Regions from separate parts of the Homo sapiens genome. Here region 1 is linked to region 2. The links are chromatin loops, found by intact Hi-C in ENCODE. Cell type or tissue: breast epithelium. All regions are shown on one strand. Each heading gives the region's core, and the rest is flanking DNA. Links, peaks and the distances in the headings are about the cores only. Region 1 holds the start of LOC105376892 (a long non-coding RNA gene). Region 2 overlaps AHDC1 (AT-hook DNA binding motif containing 1).

Region 1 (8,317 bases), core at 232-8,231, 73 kb after region 2:
AGTGCCCAAGGCAGGCAGTCGCTGACACCACTGATGCAGGCAGGAGCCCGACATGTGGAGAGGCACAGGTCCCCAGAGGACCACGGGCCCTGACATGTCCCACCTGCACCCACACAAGTACCCATAGCACAAACACGTGCCTGCCTAGGGTGTGGTGTGGGCAGAGCTGAGACTCCTCCCTACCCACAAGCTCATCATCACAGCAGATCTGCCCTGGGGTCAGAGGGCCCTAGTGGCCCCAGAACCAGAGCCCAGTGAAGCCCTGTCTGGCCTGGGCTGCATCCGTAACCCTCAGGCTTAGGGAGGAGACAGCACCAGCCTTTTCCCTGGGAGCCCCTGGCCTGAAGGAGACAGAGCTCTGTCCCCTGGAGTCCCTGGATGGGCAGAAGAGGCACAGACCTGCTCTGTGGAGCTCCAGTCTGATGGGGGCCATATCTCCTTGCCAGGTAGACAGACACACAGACACACACAGCTCCTGGGGGGTTCTTGAGGGCTTCCTGAAAGAGGTGAGCCTGAAGCCTGGCTTTGGAGCCCAAGAGGAAAGGGGGAAGGGTGTGTACGAAGGAGGGCCTCCCTTCCTTCCCCTGTGCCCCGCCCCCTCATCCAGCAGTTCCTCCTCCCCGCAGGGCCCAAGGGGCCGGCTGGGGCCCCACAGTCCCATCAGCCCAAGCAGTGAGCAGAAGGAGGAGAGCAGATATTTTTAGCTTCTCTGCCACTGACATTTCGCAGCAGGCGACCTGGGGTGAAGCTGAGTGAGTGCTGAAGGCTGGGAGAAGCCGACAGCGCCTTCCCACCCCCATGTACAAGCACACACAACTGTGCATGCACACAGTTGTGTGCAATGCTCACAGACGTGGCCCAGCTTCAGGTACACAGTCACACGCCTAGACACACATGCACCTGTGCACGTACTTGGTTCATAGGCCACTTATGCTAGAAACCTCACACACTCAAGACACAAAAAATTTATCCATTCACACACCCAGACACACACGCACGATTCATACACCTAACACACTTCCCACACCCTGCCAAGCATGCACACTTTCATTCATCATTCATTGGAGAAATATGTATACAGTGCCTACTAAGTGTTGGGCCCTATTCTGGACACTAGGAATAGATTAGCAAAATAGTTAGCAAAATAGATAAAAATTTCAGTCCTAATAGAGTTTACATTCTGACAGGGGAAGTTTGACAATAAACAAAAAATAAAAAATAAAGTATAGCCTTAAGAACCACAAATATAGGCCAGGCACGGTGGCTCGCACCTGTGATCGCAGCCCTTTGGGAGGTCGAGGTGGACAGATCACTTGAGGCCAGGAGTTCAAGACCAGCCTGGGCAACATGGCAAAACCCCGTCTCTACTAAAAATACAAAAATTAGCCAGGCGTGGTGGCACACACCTGTGATCCCAGCTACTCGGGAGGCTGAGACACGAGAATTGCTTGAACTCAGGAGGCAGAGGTTGCAGTGAGCCGGGATCCTGACACTACACTCCAGCCTGGGTGACAAGAGTGAAACTCCATCCAAAAAGAACGACACATATAACCTAATCCCCCAAAATACACAACCGCACATGTGAACAGCTTCCTAATATTCACTGCTCCACAAATACACACAACTGCACACACAACCTACAGGCAAGACTCATACAGGTAACTCCACACATATACCTCAAGACAATTACAAACATGTATACACATCCACACTTATATGCAGTTACACATTTAACATGTAAATACTTAAGCAATTCAAACACATGGTACATATTCATCCAGACACACACACACACACACACACACACACACACACCACACACAATTGTACAGAGCTATACAGTTCACCTGCCTACATACACAGGATACAGCCTCCCCAAGAACATGTAAGGCAGGTTCACACAAATCCTTCCACACATAGACAACCACTCCCTGCCGGTCATAGACACACATTCCTGCAGTCCTTCCCCTCCCCACTGAAATCCCAGCTTGTCTGCCACTGGGTCATGTATGTTCATAGGTGTCCACACAGAGTCCTAGCGTACTCGCAACCTCACGCACACTCTCAACAACCCTGCTGCAAAGAGACCACACACACTAAGTCAACGCATGCCCAGGTTCATGCCCCCTAGGTACCTGCAATCCCCTCCCTCCTTTTCCCATGAGGGCAGTTCGGTCACTGCACCCCACACCTGCACCCCGAATACTGACCCCAGGACTCCAACCCAGCTGCCCCCAGGGTTTGGGGGTTGGGCCCAGACCCTACAGGAGCCCTGGGGTCCTCTCCCCAAGGCCCCAAGAGGCAGGACTCAGAGTCTCTGAGCTCAGAGCTCGCCCCTGTGCCCAGGCTGGAGGTGGAGGTAAAGGGCAGCCTGGGCTTCTCAGCTCTGCCGCCAGTGCCCTCCCCTTGCTCTTCTCTCCTCCTTCCTCTCGTCTCAAATTCCTTTCGTTCTGTTTCTCTGTCTCCCCATCCCACCCCTATCTCTCCAATAGCCCTTGGCCAAAAACCAAGCCCTCTTCTCTTCCGTATTCTGCCAGAGGGTATTGAAGCCCTGTGACAAACAGATGGACTAACAGGCAGACAGACATATCACTTGGGCAACAAAAGCAACACAAAAAAGAGGTCGTTGTCATATCCCGAAGACCTGGGAGGAAGAAAAGATAAATGGACCAAGGGAAAGATAAGACTAAGTGGCCCATGGGCCAACATGCACAGCTAGGAGAAGGAGCCCTGGATTCCAGTCCTGGTTCTGCTGTGTGACCCTGGATCAGCTGCTGCTCCTCTCTGGGTCTTTTCTGCCTCTGTACAAACAGGGAGTTGCGGTAGGTGTTTTTTTGAGGCAACAGGACTCTCAAAGACACTGCAGCAGTTGTATAAACAGGGAGAGGAGCTGGGGGCCTTGAGGGCCTGGTTAGAGCCATAAAAGCCCCTCCCCAGAGGCTCTCCACAGCCTCTTCCCCGCCCTAGGCCTGGGCTCCAGTCTGGGTTGAAGCACCAGAGGCCAACAGCACCCCCTGCCCCCAACATGCATAAACACATGTGCTCCTCCGAGACTCAGCTACTTCCTTTGCCCTCTCTGGACCTCAGTGTCCAGGCTTGTGCATTTAGGGGCTCAGGTTTGGGCTCTGTGCCTATGAGCCAGTCTATGTGTGCACTGTCTGTCTGTCTGTCCGTCTGCCAGCAGCCTTCAGGCGCCAGGAGGGGAGGCAGCAGTGGAAGGTGGGGGCAGGGAAGGAGGTAGCGTTGACAAGTTCCAATGTCTGGCTTTCCCTCCTGGAAACCCCGAGCTGGGGCTGGCCCCCCCTTCCCTTCCTGTCTCTCTCGCTCAAGCACGTCCCTTCTAAGAGCCCCTCTCTGCAGACGCCCCCAGTGGAACCAAGCCCAGATTCGCTGCCAAGAAGGCCGACATTTCTTAGACTTGCCACGTTAAAGGGGCCTGCACAGGCACGCACTCAAATCCCCCCCTCCATGTCCTCCGCCTGTGCACATTCAGGCAACCCGAAACACACAAAGACACGGTTGGACACAGCGGCCACCTGTGCACACAGGAGGTAGCACATGGAGCGCATCTGACCCCGGGCTCACAGACAAGTACAAACATAGCCATGGACTCCCTCCGCCCTCCTCCATTCAGCCTGCCACAGACCCAAGCACGCAGTTTCCAGCGCACCGTGCTCACAGACACGCACAAACGCAGTCACACGCAGGGCCTTGCCACATAGAGAAACAAGTGCAAACCTGTAGCACAGCACCGTCACCATCACCACCACCGCCGCCGCCACCGCCCTGTGTAAATGCAACCACAGAAACACAATGCCTGTGCTGCCTGTTCCCTGTACACACAGCCAAGCATATACAGTCACACAGTGTTCCCCTGAGTCACTCTCAACAACCACACAGACAAAGTCTGTTGGGCACAGAGGCGCCCATACCCATCCTCTGGACATTTGGACTAGCCCACACCACCAGTACTGTGCCTTCCTGGGCACAAGACATGCACAAAATCCCAGCCACCTGCAGAGTTCCCTTCTGCACACACACTGTCCCTTGCACATACACAGACAAGCTCAAACCCACAGTTATGCTGTTATCCTCTTGTACACCATAAAATCACAGGGGCTCCCAACACACCCAGATGTGACATACACAAACTCAGGCACATGTACCGACTCTTTTGTGCATACAAAGATTTATTGGCACTGACGTGGTGCCCATCTGCTACCATGTGCACACACTGCTAGATCTCGCACGTCTCTGTACACAGGCCTGCGTTCAAACTCAGGGCATACAGCTTTCCCTTGTGCTTACACAAACACACAGTGGCCCCCGATGTCGGCACAAACCCACACACATAGCATCATCACCTGTGCACATTGAGGCAAACACAGACTCACAAACCACCCCAACGTGCTCTTCCATGCACACACATATGTGTGCATGCTCCCACAGACAGACCCAGCTATCGGAACCTCATTCTCAGACACTGCAGTCCCCTGGCCCCCAACCCCAGCTTCCTGCCTCCTTCCCTTGGCCGGCGAGGGTGGGGAAGGGCTGGGAAGGCTGGGGGCTGGCTCAGCCCTTGTTCCCTCCCTCCACCGGCTGGCTCGCTCCCTCCTGTCTGGCAGAGTCAGCCAGCCAGCCCAGCCCCGGCTCCGGCAGCCCTGACTGCTCTGGGCAAACTCTCGGCGGGTTGGTCTCGGCTGATGCCGCATCAGCAGCAGCAGCAGCAGGGGCGAGAAGGCTGAGGGTGGATGCCAACGTGGCAGACGGCAGGCAGGGCGGCAGGAAGGAAGCTGGGCCCGTTCTGCGCCCACTCACTGGGGGAGACAAAACCAAGGGGGCTGGATGAGCAAGCGAGGCAGCTGGGCAGGGGACCTCGTGCACAGCCTGGCTCTGGGCCCACACTGGCCCCAGACTCACGGAGTGACCTTGGGGAACTTGCTCCCCTTCTCTGGCTCTATTTGCCCCTTCAGCAAGTGGATAGTATGGACTGGACACTCCTCCAGGTCCAAATCCTTGCATCCAATTCAGTGCTCTGTGGCCTCGGGCTAGTCCCTTCCCCTCTGGAATCTTAGCCTTTCAGCCCAACAATAAAAATTCTTCACCTCTGTATGGCTACAACTATTGATAAAAGGTTTTCAATCTACAAAATTAGCACCATTTTATAAATAAGAAAACTAAGGTTCAGAGAGGTCAAACAATCCACCCAAGGTTACCCAGCAAGAGAGTGACAGAGCTGGAACAAGACCTCAGGGCTTCTGCTTTAGTCTCCAAAATCAGTACTGCCTCCCTTCTCTTCCAGCCATCCCATGCCCCAACTCACCCTTCAGGGTTGTCTGCCCACACCACCTCCCAGCCCTGGGCCCCACTAGAGCCACCTGGCTCTGCCCTGGGGAGTCAGGGTGCAAAGGCCAGACAGGCCTCCCACCAGCATTCCAGCTGCCACTGGGAACACAGCTGTCAGCAGGGCCGGGAGAGCCAAAAGCCGCCTCCCCAGCAGGCCCGCATAATTGGTACATTGTCAGCTCAAAAACAGAACTGCTATGGGATCTTGGGCTCTCCAGGCCTCAGTTTCTTCATCTGGCTGGCTGTCGTGGAAAGGAGGAGATGATCTCCAAGGGCCTTTTCAGCTTGGAGTGTTGCCTAAGGAGTGACCGAGGGAGGAGGCAGCTGTGCCAAGGTCCCCAGCCAGCCATGGGTGTGCCTCAGGTGTCCAGAGCCCTGGAATTGGGTCTCTGCCTCACCTTTAGTTTGGGGTGGGATCTGCATCCTCTCTGAGGTCCCGCAAAAGGGAAGGGCTTGGAGAGAGTTTGCAGGCCGGATGGATAGACACACAGATGGAGGAACAAAGGTCTGAAGGAGAGAAGGAAAGAAAGTCTTCAACCTGCACTGAAGGAGGGTGCAAAGGCAGAAGACCGAGGGAGGCCCCCATGCCCTTCCTTTGTTTCTTTCGCCACCCTCTCCTGAGGCTCACTCTGCCCAACCCCACAGGGCTCAGTCTGTGGGAAGGACAAATGTGGGACAGTCACAGGCAGGTGCAGCATGCTGTGGGATGAGCCCGGGGACTGTGGAGGAGGCCCTGCTGGTTTGTGGGGGTGAAGAAGATTCTGGGGGAGGCATCACAGGTAATGAGCTCAGGTTTCCAGGAAGAGGAAGAGTTAGCCTGTATGTGCAATGATTACCCCCATTTTACAGATGGGGAAATCAATGCTTAGAGGTAGAGAAACAGAGTCAGGCCTTGCACCCAAGCCTGCTTGACGGCAAAACCAGTGTTTTTTGTGCTATGCCATGCTGCCTCCCGAAGGAGTGCGTTGCTAACGGTGGCATTTCAGATGTAGTGACAGTGCACCGGGAAGAGGTTCTGGACAGATGGTTCCCAACTGGGCCCCTGCCTCAGGCTAGCAGAGCAGAGGGTTGTCAGGGCAGGCAAAGCACGCCCTCCTCCACTCTGCTAGTGTGTGGGCTGTGGGCAGGTCCCCGCTCCACTCCTCACCATCCCCCTCCAGCCCTTTGGCCTTGCCTGGGTGACCTGCATGAGCTCAGCTTCCCAGCAGCCCTGCAGAGGAGTCAGCCTGGGCAGAGGCTGCCTCTGCCCTCTCGCTGCTTGGCAGTGCCAGGGGAGGCGGGGCCACGGAGGGGTTGGGGAGACGTCCAGCCACCAGACCTCCGGTCCTGTCCCCCAGGTCTGGTGCCCCTGAGGTCTTCTGCAGAGGGCCAGGCTGGGACAGGTAGTGTGGAGCTGGGCACGCTGGTCAGGCCCGTCCCTGTCGCTGCAGCCTTGTTGAGCTGCCATTAACAAGTGGCCGGAGGTTGCCGTGTCTCCATGGAGACCAGACAGTTAGTGCGGCTCCGGGGTGAGGGCCGTGATTAGTGAGTGTCAGCTTTGCCAGCCCTGCTCTTCCCACCGCCCGCCTGCCGCTGGGCTCAGAGACAACAGGCCTGGCAGGGGGATGGGGAAGGACTGGGAGGGGGCTCAGGGCCCTCACAGGCAGGGGGGCTCCCAGGCCCAGCCCCAAGTGCTATGTCTTTGTCTCCCCCAGTGGCTCCTCAATTCCCCCTCCTCTAGTCTCCCGCGTTCCCTCCCCAATCCATCTTCCACACAGCGACCAGGGTGAGCTTTCTAATACGAGCTGCATCCTGACACTGCCTTCCTTTAGAACTTTCCATGGATCCCCGTCTCCTGGAGGCTAAGAGTCAAATTCTTTATCATGGCATTCAAAGAATTCATTCATTCATTCATCACTCATTCATTCAACAAATATTTTTTGAGCACCTACTATGTGCCAGGGAGCCTGCCAGGTATACATGGTCAATAAAACCAGCGAGATCCCTGCCTTCATGGAACTTCCAATCTAGTGAGGAAGACACACTGAGAATAAAATACAAGTCAACGGATACACGATTACAATCATGAGAGTTGGGAGGAAGTGGAGAGAGTGCATTGGTAGAGAATAATTTGTAGGGGAGGCAGCCGAGTTAGAGTGGTCAAGGTGGCAGCATTTGGACAGTCACAGACATTGCTGAGGATCCATCAGTGTGCACAGCATCCCAGAAGGGAAGAATACTCCAAGGAACGGCCTGGGCCAGGGCCCCAGTCTCCTACCAAGGTAAGGCTCCGCCCTGCCCCTCTGCCCTGGCCTACTCCTCCCTCCCTCCCTCCAACCCCCTCCTCCATGGCTCCTATCTTGGTTAGAGGCACAGGGCTTACCCAGGTGAAAAAAAAAACACCTCTGAGTCATCACCAACTCCTTCTTCTCTCCCTGTGTTCTCCTCTCATGATTCCTGGGTCCCGTCAATTCTATCGTGTCTCTTCTCTCCTCGCTGCCACCGCAGACCCTGTCACTTTCACTCAAACTATCACACCTGCCCCAACAGGCTTAGCCATTCATTCGTTCCCTACCGATCATGGATTGAGGCTCCAGGCATTATGCCTTAGGGCCTTGTGGATACAGCAGTGAGCAGTGCCACACAGTCCCTGCCCTTGGCCAGAGTCCAGTCGACGAGGCAGGCAGGTGGGCAGGTCTGCAAGCACAGAGGAGGAGTAAGTAGGAGCATCTAATCTGGACTGGGAGGGGTGTCTAGTAGAGCTTCCGGGTGGAAGTGCTGGCTAAACTGAGACCTGAAGGTGGGCAAGGAGTTAGCCAGGCAAAGTCAAGGGAAAGATACTCTAAGCAGAGGCAAGAGCACGTGGGAAGGCAGGAAGTCAGAGAGGTCCGAGCCTGAGCTAGGGCTGGTGAGGAGCGTGCTCAGATCTGCTCCCCGACAGCCAGGCTCTCCTCGTACAGCTCACGCTCCACACTGCGGCTAGAATCACCTT
Region 2 (8,317 bases), core at 245-8,244:
ATTTGGACTGTGAGCTATTGGAGAGGGAGTGGGGGACAGGGACAGAGTAGCCAGGGAGAATGTTAAGGGATGCTGTCTGAAGCTGCTGGCTTTGTGACGGGGGCGCTGTCACCAGTGCAAGGTAGGGTGCTGGTCTCTGCGTTCATGTCATGACGGTGGATGCTGGTGTTGGGGGGCTTGGGCAGGCGGTGAGCACTGGGATGCACTGTATATATTTGTGTGTGAGGTGCTAGATTCAGGATGGCCAGTGCCTAGACAGGGCCAGGGTCACTACATGGCCAAAACCAGCCTCCACTGTTGTGGGGGTGACACTGGTGTGATCCCCCCACGTCCCTATGGGTAGATGGAGGTGGGAATGGCCCCAGTGCAGTTGGCAAGAACAACCCCTCATGCCTGGAACTGGGACCAGAGCAGGAGGGGTCCCCAGGGACTGCCTGGAAAGGAGGAGGGAAGGAGCCCCCCTCCAGCCCAGCTGACAGGAAGCCCTGGCTCCCAGCCCCTCCTTCGCCCAAGGCCTGGCCTCTCCTGGCCCCTCCCTCCTGGATCCCAGCATCTCTTCCATTGGCCAGGGGATGAGGAAGGTGGGCATCAAGGATCCCTCTCCTGCAGGGCCTGGCTCCGGGGGCAATGGTGAAGTGAGAGTAAAGTGAGGCCCTGCCTCCCTCCAGCCCCCTTCCAGCCCCCTCCACCACACACACAAACCCAACTGCAATGAGGCCCTGTTTTCTCTCCTCTTCTGCTCTGGGGTCCTTGGCCTGGGAGCCCAGGGGAGGGGCTGCTTCTGCAGCTGGCTGGCCCCGAACTCCCAATTCAGCCCAGCTGCCACTGAAGCTTCCAGAAGCTGCAGCTCTGCACCCCCTCCCCACCCCCTGAGCCAGGAGAGGCCTTGCTGACCTGGGGGAGGGTGCCTTGGGGAGCGAGTGGGCACCCTTGGAAGGACTAACACAGACAGCCAGACAGATGGGTGGTGAAACAGATGGACAGAGACACCCACACACAGACAGACGGAGAGAGACGGACAGATGGACTGGGACAGGGAGAGACGGACAGACAGAGGTGCTGGCAGAGAGAGGAGGAGGCAGAAAAATGGAAGACAGAGACTTAGAGAAAAGAAAGGAGACAGAGTGACTGAGATGGAGAAGGAGAGAGATGGGGAGGCTGAGAGACAGGAAGAGATAAAGAAAGGGGGAAACCCAGACAGACAGAGAGAGGGAGGGAGAGGGAGGGAGAAGACTGCAGGCTGCAAACCACAAACAGGGATTTGATGAGAATCTGGAAGGTGTTTTCTCCCTCTTCCCTCCCCAAACCCCCAGGCCAGCCAAGTCTCCATTCCTTCCACCCCCGGCTCAGTTTCCAGCTGCTAAAGAGGTCAGGGAGAAAGAGCAAGAGAGAGAAGCCGCCCAGAGCCCCTTGCTCCCTGCTCCTCTTTTCATAGGGGGAGGGGGTTGCTGAGAGGCCTGCAGCCCTGACCCCTGCACCAGATGCACATGTGCACCTCTCTTGTCTTGGGAAACACCCCCTCACATTCACCCGGGGGATGCCCCTCGTATAAACGCAGCCCCCACGGTCACACCTGTCTACACAGGCCCTGCGTCTCTCTCTCTCTCTCTCTCACACACACACTCTCACACTGTCACACACACACACACACACAAATTTGTGACATGTAAATCTCCACCCTCACACTCATTCTGCATCTCACGAACATAGCTGGTGAACACGCACCTGTGCTTCCTTCCCTGTACAGGTGTTGACTCACAGGCCCTGTCATGGGACACCCTCCTACATACAGTGGCAGTCACACCAGAGCACACAGAACCTCCCCCTGCCACCTGCCCCCCACCCCCATACTCTAACCCGGCTGGCAAGGTGGGGAGGCAGAAGGTCCTCTCAGTCGGTGAGAGCCCTTCTGGAAAGCTTCAGGGCCTGACCTGGACACAGAGAAATGCCCAGTGGCTTGGGTAGTGGGGAGCTGTCTCAAAGGTGGTGAGGCATATGTGTATAAACATGTGCTTGCATGTGCAGGTAGAAGGGATGGCGAGTGTCCTCATGGAGTGTGAGAGAGACTGGGTGTATGTGAGATAGGGTACGGGTGTGACAGGGAGCTCCAAGGTGTGTGGAGTGTGTGGGTGTGTGTGTGAGAGTGACTTGTCAGGTATGTATGTGTGGATGCACGTTTATGTGATAGGTGTGTGTGTAAGATGGGTGTGTGTAACTGTGGGTTTTGCAGGGTGGGGTATGTGTGATGGGGGTACATATATGAAGGTTTAAGGGCATGGGGCAAACTGCATGTGTGAGCGTGCAGTGGCAGGCATGCATGTGGGAAGGTGTATGAGTGCGTGTGAGTGTAGGGACTATGCAGATATGAGGGTGTAGTTCAGGTGTGAGGCTGGGAGCCTGTTGCCTGGATTGGAGCAGTGTTTTCCAAGGCCTGAGTGCTACCTGAACAGGAACATCCAGCACAAGCACGTGGGAAGGGGCCCCCGGCCTGGAAGTTGGGCACTGACCCACACAGATGCACAAGGACAGACATACCCGCCCCTGTCCTCCCTCTTCCTCTCTTCTGGCGTCAGTGGTTTTTAAAGGAGCCTCCGTGAGGACTGTTTGCTGTGCAGTTCCCCCACCCCCAGCCTGTGTCTCTTCAAACGCAGTGCTGCCCTCCAGGCAGCTTTGTGGAGGCTCCTGCCTCGACCATCTGAAGGCAGATGGGTGGGCTTGGATCCGCTGCTGCCCCCCAGGGAGCGAGGAGGCAGCTCTGCTCCTTGGGCCTGGGCACAGGCTGAGACAGATGGACTGCCTGTCTCAACACCCCCGCACAGGCACCCCATACCATAGGGGTTCTAGCGGGTAGCCCCCAGTTAGGCCCCGGAGCAAAGGCCAGGATGCTGCCCTTCATTCTCCCAGAGGGGCATCCCCCCTAACACACACAAACCCTGCAGCCCCATCACCTCTCTGGGGTCCAGGGACTCAGTTACAGCTCCCAACACCTTCTAAATAGACAACTGCCCCACATACACACTCACAGCTCTAACACCTCTAAAACACAACTGCTCCACCTACAACACCCAGCCCACACACTTCCACACACACACTCTACATACAGATACCCCCCGACATCCAGCTACCTCACATGCACATACCCCCAAACACACAACCACCACATGCTTACCCACAACCTGCAACACCTCCCTGACACCAGGAACCTGGTTACAGCCCTCATACCTGTGCATGCACGGACGATAGCCTGTGGCACATCTCTGATATCAGAGACCCATTCTTCCCTTCCCACGTATGGAGGGACCTCAGGTCTCTAACGCCTCCCCAGACCCTTGCAGGTACCCAATTAAAATCCCAATAACCTTTCCAGAGACACTCCCCAGCTCCTCCCCAAAACCACAGTGCATCCTCCACCAACCACAACACCTTTCCAGGCACATGTTCACAGCCCTAGTACTTAACCAAAACCCACATTTTTATGACCCCCCAATACATCCCTAAACACCCCAACACACACACAATCACACACACACACACACACAGCTATCACACCCTCAGCATATCAACCCCCTATCCAACCCCAACACTGCCAGATACACCCAGGACCCAGCTACAGCCCTGCTACCTTCCCACTGACTCATACCCTCAAAGCCCTGACACCTCCCCAGACACACACACTCTGCCCACAGCCCCCAACGTTTCTCCCAGCTATAGCTCAGCACTTCCCCAAACACCGGTATCATCCCCTATACCTTTCCAAACATACAGCCTCCCCCTACAACACACATACACTCACTGCTTCAAACACCCACTCAAACAAGAACACCCTCTGTAGCCACAACATTTGCCTCAAACACACAGACATGGCTTCGGTTCTAGTATATCTCTAACAGATCAGGCCCCGAAGCTTCTAATACCTCCTGAAACTTGTGCACACTGCCTCCTGGATCCCGGCACCTCCTCGACAGGCAGTCCTAATGGCCCGGCCCCACCGCTTCCCAGACAGTCTCAGCTCCGGTACTTTTCCTCAGCCACCTAAGGGCCCAGGGACACCCCTACACCTCTCCAAACACCCCGATACCACACCTGTACACAAAGACAGCCTCAGCTAGTCACAACCCTGCACCCATTCTGTGCTCCGCCTGCACCCCACGGCACCCTGTCACATACCCCGCCTAATCCTTCTGCAGCCCTCACTCCCACCGTTGGCACATTCCAGCACACCCTCTCCCCCACCTTGTTCCCCTAGACAGCCTCAGCCTGTCACACACATTGCTCACTCTTGTGTGCTCTCGCTCTCTCTCTCTCTGCTGCCCAGGCCTCCCGCTCTTCCCAGAGCCTCCTCTGCCTGGGGAGGCATCTCCACCCCTTCACCGCCCCAGGCCTTTCATTCCTGGACAGTGAGGCTGGACATCTGGTTCAAAGCTGCCCCACCCAAGACCCTGTGCTCTGGGCACCCTGGCCTGGGCTTAAAGGTTTGGGGCCTCTTTGGGGTGGGGGCAGAGCCCCTTGGCACCTGGTCATCCTGGTCTTTCAGCCAGGAACTCTCAGTACCCAGCCCTGCCCTGGCTCTGGCATGTATGTGGGAGAGAGGGACAGGGGGAGTTGCCCCCAGCCCACACTTTTTCAAGTGCTTGCCAAATCACTGCCTCCCTCCCCCAACCCCTTGGCTCACCTGAGAGGGACATGGGGCCTGGGGCTTCAGGGAGAGGGATGGGGAAGGTGCTGGATTGACATACTACCCCCCACCCCCAAATCCAGGCTGCGGGGCTTGGTCTCCCTGGGAGTCAGTTCCGACAGTGAAGGTTACTTTACTAGATGCATGATTTTAAACGGAATCTCCACCATCTGTTCCACCCCCTAATTACAGATGCACAGAATCCGCCTCAGAGGGCAGCATGAGGGGAGTGATTTAGAGGCTGAGCTGCTTCTGCCTGCATTAGGACTGGGGAGATAGGGGGGCTCTGGGTATTGCTCACAGCCCCCAAATCCCTTCTCTTTCCTAGAGGTCCCTCGTGCCTCCTCTCTTGCTGAGGGAAGGCTCACAGAAGGGCTCCACTGATCCCCAAGACCCTAAAGAAGAAGCAACTGCAGTGCTGTGGGAAGGGTCCCCAAGACATCGCCTGTGTCCCAGCCCAGCAAGTCCTGGGATGCAGGCTCCATTAGGGCCTTAAAAAATTCAGTGAATCGATCTCCTGCCTGCCTCTTGTGCCCTGGGGAGCCGCAGGCACTGGCTTAGCCCAGCTGTCTGCCCACCCTGGGGGGATAGCAGGGATTGGTGAGATAGGGAGGGGTTCAGAGCAGAGGTGGGGCAGCCAGGTTCTGGCAGCAAAGCCCATGGGCAGGCATGCCAAGACCCACCGGGGGTGTTTGCACATATGTGCCCATCCGCCCTGGCACAGCTGGCATGCCTGACCCCAGCTGGAGCCGTGGCTGTGGGACTGGGGCAGCACCAAGGGCCAGAGGGAATGGGCCAGGGCCTGGGTCTTAGGGTTCTGAGGGACACACGGCTACGCCCTGAGAATGGGTCCATCTTTGCCCATGGACACCAGGGACCTGGGTCCCAGCCTGCCTGGGGGTAGTGGTGGCGGCAGCAGTGGGCACACTGCGGTAGACTCTGGGGCATTCACTGCAGGGAGAGAGGGAGAGAGGTTGGGCTGGAGGAATTTTAAAGATTGCTGCAGGCAGGAGGGTCTCTGGAACCCTGTGGAGCGGGCAGTCATGCAGAAGTAATCCTATCGCTGCCTGCCTGGAGGAGTGGAGGGGGAGGGGAGGGACGGAGCTGCTCCCCCTTCCCCACCTCAGCCCCTGCCCCAGCCAGCCCTGGAGGGAGCCCGGGACCCTAGGGGCCTTCCCTGAGGAGACACCGTGTCTACTCCGTTCCACCGAGGCCTGTGTCCCCTGGAGGGGCAGCACCGCAGCTGTTGCTCAGCTCCTTGCTCTGGGTTTTATAAATAATGCAGCTCGGAGGTGGGGCCAACTCTGCCCCTGGTCACCTTGGGTCACCCAGTATGGAACCTCCAGCTGGCAGGCCTTTGGCAGAGCCCCTCTCCCGTCCAGCCTGCGCCTCCTCGTCTGCTGTGTGAGCTTGGGCCAGGGGCCCAAGCCTCTCTGAGCTGGGCCCGAGGTAGAGGAGTGCGGAAGAACCCAGAAACCCTGGGTCCTTTCGTCCCACCCCCAGCCCTCACAGGTTAACCGGCAGCCGGCTCAGCCAATCCAGGCTAGAGAGGGATGACCTGTCTACAGGGGCCTCCTGCGTTCCGGCCCCTCCATTTTGCAGATGGAGCAACCGAGTCCAGAGGGGTGCAAGGGTGGTCAAGGCCAGCCAGCTGGGGAGCCCCCTCCTTCCTGCCCCATTCTGCTGTCACTCAGGCTCTTCTCAGCCTCAGCTCAGCTAAGAGCAGGGCCTGGGGGGGGGAGGGCGGGGGATGTTTGGGAAAGTGGTTGCGGCTGAGAGGTTGCCATGGCGATGCTGCAGGATGCCGAGCTGAAGTGGGGGTCCCACAGGGTCTCTGGGGCCCCCAGCTCCGCACCCCTGTGGTCTTCTCCTCCCCATCTCCTGTCCCCCACCCAGATGTCTGTCAGGCGGCTCCGGTGACAGGCTGGGTGGGTGACAGGTGGTGCAGGTGATGGGCTGGGTGGGTGACGAGCTGGGTGGGTGACAGGTGGTGCGGGTGCGAGGCAGGCAGGTGACAAGCTGGGTGGTGACGGGCTCTGTGGATGACAGGCAGGGGGTGTGGTTGGCGAGGATGCTGTCTCCTGGCTGGTGGCCTGTTGCAGCCCCCTACCCTCATGCGTGTGCACACACATAGACTCTGGGCTCAGAGCTTGGGGCTAAGATACTAATGAGGCTTATTACTTGTGGAGGGGCAGGTGCCTAGGCTCACTAATGAGAGGCCTTTAACAAATAGGGGAGACAGCTAGGGGGCTTCGAGGAATTCGGCTGGCCCTTCTGGGCTGAGACCCTGGGGGTCCTGACCTGGCTCAAGGATGAAGCTGGATCGCCTCCAGCCAGGTCGGGGATCCCTCTTCCCCCTTCTCCCTGGCCACTGGATTTATGTTAATACTAACCACAATTATGATCGCTACCATTGTTCAAGCACTTATTATGTGTCAGGCACTGTGCCAAGGCCTTTGCATGCATTTTCTCATTTCAACTCAACAGTCCTAGGAGAGAGGCACTATTACCCCATTTTACAGATGGGGAATCTGAGGCTGAGAAAAGGCACAGGACTTCATATAACAAGTTACTGGTGCAGCTAGGGCATTAATCCGGGTCTGTATGTCCCTAGAACATGTGCTCTTAACCACCCCACCAGTAAAACTCAGGTCTTGGTGCAGACTCCAGATCCTCTCTCAGGGACTGGAAAATGGGCATGTGGTGGAGGGGTGATCACCATAAACTCTTCAGCTCTGACTTGGGTGGCTGTGAGGACTCCTCCAGGTAGCTGCTGTGACCTTACCCCATCTGGGCCAGATTCTGGACAGAGGGCAGGGCCTAATGCTAAGGGGGGTGAGCCGAAAGGTGGTCACCTGGGATATCTGAGCCACTTTCTGCATTGTGCAGTGGGAAGGCTGAGGCCCAGAGAGGAGCAGTCACCACCCAAGGTCACACACCCTGTGAGCTGCAGGGCCCCGTGGGATCCCAGGTCTCCTGGCCTCTTGAAAGGGCAGGGCTGGGTGTGGTGCCAGAGCGGGGAGGCTACCTCCTCCTGGGCCCCACCCACCAGCCTAGTTTCCTCCCTGGATGTTGTGAGCACCCAGCTTCTAGGAGGGTGCAGGGGTCTGTTGGCAGACTCCTTAGGGCCATGCTCCCTCCCCATCAATCTGAGCCCCTAGTGTCAGTTGTGCCGCTCCCTTTGGAACCCATTGGGGTGGAAACTCCCTGGCAACAGCTGATGGATGGGTTAGGGCTTTGACATTGGCCTGGGGCCACAGCATGGCCCTGGAGGGACCAGGCTGGGGCTGGGAGGTGGGGGTTGGAGGGGAATTTAAGGGAAAAGAATTAGGCTCATAAATCATGGAGCATCTCGTTTCTCCTCCTCAACCTTAGTCTCTTAGCAAACCTGCTCTCCAACTGCTCATCCAAGGTGCTGGGGGTTGAGGGAGCCCACCTGCCTGTTCCCCACTCCCTCCAGCTGATGCTCATCCCCTCCGGAAATTGCACCCTCCCACGAGAAAGAAAGAGCTGCAGCCACTATTGCTAGGCAGCATTAAGACAAGTCCAGATGACTGGATTTTGCCTCTGACTCATTGTGATGAGTAGGGCGGAGGGCTTCACTGCCTCAGTTTCCCCAACTTTGGACCTTAAATCCTCTCC

What was found. A loop is a pair of places that touch in the nucleus more often than their neighbours do. Peaks named below come from ENCODE experiments on the same cell type or tissue, not always from the same donor. Only the 100,000 strongest peaks of a DNase experiment are listed, where the experiment ranks them.
Region 1: a loop joins it to region 2, with 7 times the contacts of the local background. A loop is called at or near these places in 23 of 110 quality-filtered maps.

Annotation. Positions count from the first base shown.
Region 1 is chr1:27,517,968-27,526,284 of GRCh38, reverse strand. LOC105376892 (a long non-coding RNA gene) reads right to left here and starts at 3,798. Exons shown (of 2, transcript NR_188658.1): 1 at 3,739-3,798. RefSeq lists enhancers at 327-416, 345-983, 2,895-3,477. In breast epithelium, for the core only: a CTCF peak has its summit at 3,406; a DNase peak (open chromatin) is centred at 3,652; H3K4me3 peaks cover 2,513 bases; H3K27ac peaks cover 7,348 bases.
Region 2 is chr1:27,590,673-27,598,989 of GRCh38, reverse strand. The region is part of intron 3 of AHDC1 (AT-hook DNA binding motif containing 1); the gene reads left to right. Among named protein-coding and RNA genes, the nearest start is that of AHDC1, 9.3 kb to the left of the region's middle. RefSeq lists enhancers at 99-1,054, 2,143-2,668, 2,669-3,194, 3,809-3,938, 4,807-5,380 and 3 more. In breast epithelium, for the core only: no CTCF peak of the experiment used is centred there; no DNase peak of the experiment used is centred there; H3K4me3 peaks cover 4,693 bases; H3K27ac peaks cover 7,918 bases.